2 separate regions of the Homo sapiens genome follow, and region 1 is linked to region 2. The links are chromatin contacts, found by Hi-C or POLR2A ChIA-PET in ENCODE. All regions are on one chromosome and are shown on one strand. Each heading gives the region's core, a stretch centred on a gene start or an enhancer-like site at or near the end of the contact. The rest is flanking DNA. Distances are from core to core; before and after follow the strand shown. Region 1 has its middle 67 kb from the start of URB2. Region 2 overlaps URB2 (URB2 ribosome biogenesis homolog).

Region 1 (2,978 bases), core at 89-2,588, 49 kb after region 2:
GCCTTAGTGTCCTGAGTAGCTAGGAATACAGGCATGCACCACCACACCTGGATAATTTTTAAAATTTTCTGCCGACAGAGGGTCTCACTATATTGCCCAGGCTGGTCTCAAACTCCTGGCCTCAAGAAATCCTTTTATCTTGACCTCCCAAAGTGCTGGAATGACAGGAGTAAGTCACCGGCCTCAGCCCTGGGAGCTGAGTCTTGATGAGAAGTTAGCTAAATGAAGAAGGAAGGGCCACCAGATGAAAAATTCATAACAAAGCCTGAATGAAAACTCGGGATTTCGGAGTCCTGGTCCAGTGTTTTTCTTACTTATCTGGGTTTTCAGAATCTCGTCTAGAAGAGACTCATATTCTTGTTTAATCTGGCAGGGCTTTTTTTCTTGTAAGGTTTGTTGGGAAATGAGGTATTTTGACCTGCTTGACTGATTCACCTACTAAAAGGATTATATAGTCACTGCTCTAGAAAACCACTTCCTCAGTGAGAATGTGGTCCCGTAGATTGTGCGTCCTGGTTTTTCACACATTATTATCATTCTTTTTTGTTTGTTTGTTTCAGACGGAGTCTCGCTCTGTCACCCAGGCTGGAGTGCAGTGGTGCGATCTTGGCTCACTGCAACCTCTGCCTCCCAGGTTCAAGCAATTCTCATGTCTCAGCCTCCCAAGTAGCTGGGACTACAGGCATGCACCACCATGCCCAGCTAATTTTTAAATTTTTAGTAGAGACAGGGTTTCGCCATGTTGGCCAGGCTGGTCTTGAACTCCTGACCTCAGGTGATCCACCCACCTTGGCCTCCCAAAGTGCTGGGATTACAGGCGTGAGCCGCCACACCCAGCCTATTATTTATTATTCTAACCTGTGTTCCAACACACTTCAATGACCTGCTTGTTGAATGGCTTTCAGAAGGGAGGCTTTGCCTTTCTTCCTGGGATAGAGTCATCTGAGTTTGTCTTGGCTCAGTTCTAAGTGACTGGTCTCTTTACCTGTCATCCCCATTGCCAGCTTAGATCTAGGCAGCATCCCATGAGACTCAATCCTTCCTGGAATCAGATGAGTGGACAGTGGGGTGGGCCCTGCCAGCCCAGCCAAACAGTCAGATCCTCTCCCTGAGGATCTGGAATAGGGATGCTTCCAGTTCCGGGGACTGACTTGATTAGCTATAGGTTCCAAGTACAGTTATGTAGAGTCAAGTTTCATGGTGAGGCTTACTTAGACAAAGCAATAAGCAAACTGAAGTTGTGAAGGAGCAGAAACCCTGAACAGCAAGGGGAAGCCAGCCCATAGGGAGGATATGGGAGCAGGTGTACAGAGAGAAGCCAAGATGAGAGATGATGTGGCTTGAGAAACGGTTGCCATTCATTCTCTGGTTCCCTGGAGACCCAGCTGCACTTCCTACAGCTGGGTTCTGTTACATCGCTCTGTGTCTTGTACAATAAACCTTTTGCTTGAGCTGGCTTGCGTGGGTTTCTGATCCTTCAACAAAAACTTCCTGTGATTCTAGCAGTCCCAAATCGATTTCTCCCCAGATCTTTCAGCTGACATGATTTCTTCCCCTTTTGTTACCTAGTCTATGAGAATGAAGGAGATTCTGTCGGCATCAGTGATTTTCTTTTTCCAGCTATTGCAAAGGTATTTTACATTTGCTAGGGGTTAGAGGCAATGACTCGGTACTTTCTCCAACACAGGGGGAGCAGATTCATCGGTGAAGTCAATGATGGCCACTTACAAGCAGTTCCACATAAGCAGTGTATTGTAACACAGAAGTATTGAATAATTGAAAGCATAACCATACTAATAGGATCTTTGCCTGGCTACATGATAGCCATGAGAAATATCAGACCACGAGCCAGGGAGACAAGGTGCATAGTTCCAACCTTGCCTCTAATTGGCTGCGTGATTAAAGGCATCAGGGGCGTTCAGTGCACCTTGGGGTTTCAGCGGCCTCCTCCCCTTGCTCACAGGCTCAAATGAGACAAGGTATATGAAAGCAGTTTGAAAAGGTACAGAGTGCCTTACCCTGAGATATGTGAAGGACTATATTTAGTTACTGGGAGCTGGAAGGGCCTAATGTCTTTCCCACATGTCCTATCAAAGACACATGTGCAGGACAGCTGGTGAATACAGATCGGTGAAGTGCTGACCCTGGCTGTGCTTTGGAATCACAGTGGTGCTTTACAGACCCAGAGGGGCCGCCTTACCCAGTCTCTCTGAATCTGAAGCTTCTTGAGCAATGCTTGGCAGCCAGGGCTGAGAATCTCTTCTGCTGCCCTGTCTCCAAGTTAGGCGCCGAACTCTGGGAGTCAGCAGGCCTATGTTGGCTTCTGACGCTTGGATGTCCCGCCCAGCCCCTGGAGGTCAGAGCCCAGTGAAGAGACAGCAGGAGCCAGAGCCCCAAGCTGAGCACAGACACTTACTCATCCTCCCCCTCGCTGGCCACACTAATGGGAATAGTTGGGAGAGAAACTCTTCAGTGCTAACAGGCTGCAGCTGCTGTTGTGGCAGCAGCCAGGTGGTGAGTCGGCACAGTCGATGCCTGGCTTAATTTGCAGCAGGAAGCGGGGCTGGGGACAGTCTGCTTCCTCTGCCTCTCTTTGTCCCCAGCAGAGCCCTGCCTCCTGGTGAGCGGTGCAGCTGGGAGAGGTAATTGGATTTGATGAACATCTAGCTCTATGGAGACAGAACACTTTAGGTTTTCCCATGAAGGTCAAAGGCAGGCCAGATAGTTTTAAGATTTGACCTCTGGCATCTGAAAAGACAAATAATGGAATTTTTTTTTTTTTTTAGTGAGTTTGTGGTTGAAATTTTGGCTATTTCAAATGGGTAGGAGGGTACACAAAATGACTGAATTTAACCCCTGAGAATAAATTCTGGACTGATCTAGAATCTTCTGGAGAATGGCCTGGCCCTTCCCACCTCTCTAGCCTCATGTCTTACACCTCACGGATACACTGGCATCTTCCAGGCACGGGCCCACCC
Region 2 (3,029 bases), core at 144-2,643:
AAGGAAGGGAAAATGTATTTGCCATTCATTAAGTGAAGTAGGTTATCATCAAGGTCTTCATCCTCTTCATCCTCACACTGAGTAGGTTGAGGAGGAGGAAGAGGAGGGGTTGGTCTTGCAGTCTCAGGGGTGCTAGAGGCAGAAGAAAACCCATGTATAAGTGGATCCATGCAGTTCAAACATTGTTCAAGGGTCAACCGCACAAAGCAATAATCACTGTCTTCTGTGGTTCAGGTTTACCTCCTAAGCATGGCTGTCGTCTTCTGTGTTTGTGTGTGTACACACAATGCACAGGCGTAGCTGTGCGTGTGAGAGCATGGCATCACAGTAACTACGTGTACCTGCTTTTTCCACCAGTGCTTATATCACCATGCCCCTAACTTGGTGATTTTTGATGGCGGCCACAGCTGTGCGCAGTTTCATCCTATGGCTACTTGGTAGTTTATTTCACCTGTCACATCTTAACAATTTTGGTTTCTTTCCCACACAGATCCTGAAATTCCTGTTCAGGTCACTCAGGATATTGAGCCTCATTTGGGAGCCTTGTTCACCCAAATGTTAGAGGTTGGGACGACAGAGGACTTGAGGCTGGTGATGCAGTGTATTCTCCAGGGACTGGATGTCAGTAACATGTGGAAAGCAGATGTGCAGGTGGGTGCCTTCTCCCTCCTTGTGTGGCAGGCTCAGAAACCACGTCGGCTCAAATGGGAAAACTGATTTGAGATGTGGTGTCACCCTTAAAACTAAACAAGTTCTAACTGGTAGAGACTCTAGGCAAAGGGGGAGGCTGTGAGAGGGAGCCCTGGCCTGTGGGACAGCCCAGGCTGCGGCATAGGGAGGCCTTAGTTTTCAAACGGGAAGTTTTTCAAATAACAAATGTGTTGTCTTATTACGTTAAATACTAAGTGTTACACATTCACAAAACTGATCCATAAAAAAGTTAAATTCTGCTCATTCTTTGCTGAAGACCTCTCACACCATACTTCTTGAAACATGTGGCCTGATTGGGCCATACTGCCTTCATGCCAGCATTTGAGAAGCACCTAGGTTAGCCTACCCCCTTCAGTTCTGACAGAAGTCGCTAATACAGCCTGCATGGTGTTGCATTTGCTGAGTGCCTTTGCACAGAGCTCACATGCTGGGATTTGTTTCTCTGAATGCCTGTGGGCACTGGACTGGTCAGACATCTCTTACGCAAGGAAGAAGGCCACAGGCCACAGAGCCAATGGTTGGTGGGGCAGAGAGTCCAGCCAAGGTCTCTGGTCTAGGCATATTCTGCCTCATGAATGGCTTATTGACTCCTGGTCATATACAGCACACTGGTATTGGGTACTGATTTGGGCAGGAGAGGAAACAAACCTAAATTTCTGTTTGGACCAGTTGGTCAGGAGACTTCCCGGAGGAAGTGAAACTCCAGCTGTGCACTGAAGAATGCAGGGGACTTGATTGGGGAGCAGAGGTGAGGGGAAGGGAGGCGTGCACCGTGCAGGCAGCGTGTTGGGCTGCCAGGAGCAGGGGATGTGCAAGAGTGAGAAGATGGACAGGGAGAAGTGGTGCCAGGGGGGCAGGCCCTGGTGGGGAGATAGCCTGTAGGTGGGCAGGAGAGTGGGAGTGGAGATGGGGCTTTGGGGTGTGCCTAGTCAGAGGGAGCAGGGAAGGGAAGAGAGTGAAAGGCAGAAGCCAGGACTTTGGCTAGGGTTGTGGGGTGGGCTGCACAGCATTCGGGGAGAAAGGGACGGTGTGAGGCTGAAATAGGAACTCACTGACAATGTGAAATGCCTGGCACTGGGTCTGTTTGTTCATATAGGCACCCCGTAAAGGTAGGGCTCTGCCCACATCTCATGGTTTAAAACCTTATTTTTCAAAGGGGAAGTTTTTCAAATTACAAATGTGTGGTCTTATTATGTAAAATACTAAGTATTACATATTCACAATACTGATATGTATAAAAGTTAAATTCTGGCCGGGTGCGGTGGCTCATGCCTGTAATCCCAGCACTTTGGGAGGCCAAGGTGGGTGGATTATATGAGGTCAGGAGTTCGAAACCACCTGGCCAACATAGTGAAACCCCGTCCCTGCTAAAAATACAAAAATTAGCTGGGCCTGGTGGTGGGTGGCTGTAATCCCAGCCACCTGGGAGGCTGAGGCAGGAGAATCGCTTGAGCCCAGGAGGTGGAGGTTGCAGTGAGCAGAGATCATGCCATTGCACTCCAAGCCTGGGTGACAGAGCGAGACTCGGTCTCGAAAAAAAAAAAAAAGTTAAATTCTGCTCACTCTGTGCTTAAGACCTCTCCCACCATATATTTTGAAACATGTGACCCGATTGGGTCATATTGCCCTCATGTCAGCATGTAGCACCCGTGACCACAGCACCTAATCCGATTGTTTTCACATTTTCCTCCAGCCCCTCCTATCTGTAAGCGTGCATCGTTGCTCAGTGAAGTAACAGCCAGTGTCCTCTGCGTGGACAGAGCCTTGACAAGACGGGCTCTCTGTAATTAGGTCACAGTGTGTGACCCTTTTGCAATTCACTGTCCTGGCCGATTTACGTGCTTGATTTAGTGAAATGCTGCTGAAAGACCCTGACTTTGCCCCAGCTCTGCTCATCTTCTTCACTTCCTTCCTGTCTGCATGCTGATGTGAAGGGTGTCCCTCCCAGGACTTAACCCCAAGCAGGCCTTGTCCACCTCCCCTGACACCAGGGCTCTCAATCCACTCCAACGCCACAGCCCCAGAGAGCAGTCTTCTTCCCCAGGCGGAGTTCTTAAGGGAGAACACGCTATCTCTGCCGCTAAGTTTTTTCTCTCTTGCCCCAGGCTGTTGTGTCAGCTGTTACACTGCTGAGGCTGCTACTGAACTGCCCACTCAGTGGAGAGAAAGCAAGTCTGTTGTGGCGTGCGTGTCCCCAGATAGTCACAGCTTTAACAGTGAGTACCCTCTGGAGATGTGTCCTCTAGCTCCTCCCCTCCCTCTTCCTGTAAAGACAGAAGTCAGCCTTTTGGGGTCTGCTGCCCTGTAGCTTTATGCAG

What was found. Hi-C counts contacts between places; a loop is a spot of excess contacts on that map. ChIA-PET counts read pairs that join two places held with the same protein, here RNA polymerase II (POLR2A). Pooled maps may share reads with other maps.
Region 1: a pooled map shows a loop between it and region 2 (2.5-fold over the local background). The contact joins two enhancer-like sites. A Hi-C loop is called at or near these places in 2 of 50 pooled maps. POLR2A ChIA-PET finds 5 or more read pairs at or near these places in 3 of 52 experiments (IMR-90, activated B cell and activated naive CD4-positive, alpha-beta T cell).

What each region holds. Positions count from the first base shown.
Region 1 is chr1:229,691,998-229,694,975 of GRCh38, forward strand. No RefSeq gene overlaps it. Among named protein-coding and RNA genes, the nearest start is that of URB2, 67 kb to the left of the region's middle. RefSeq lists an enhancer at 2,915-2,978. Within about 2 kb of position 1,339, at least 13 of the 41 ENCODE cell types and tissues checked have a DNase peak (open chromatin) inside an H3K27ac peak, as active enhancers do.
Region 2 is chr1:229,643,043-229,646,071 of GRCh38, forward strand. It overlaps URB2 (URB2 ribosome biogenesis homolog), which reads left to right. Exons shown (of 10, transcript NM_014777.4): 5 at 491-651; 6 at 2,817-2,927. Among named protein-coding and RNA genes, the nearest start is that of URB2, 18 kb to the left of the region's middle. RefSeq lists an enhancer at 1,340-1,499. Within about 2 kb of position 1,394, at least 2 of the 41 ENCODE cell types and tissues checked have a DNase peak (open chromatin) inside an H3K27ac peak, as active enhancers do.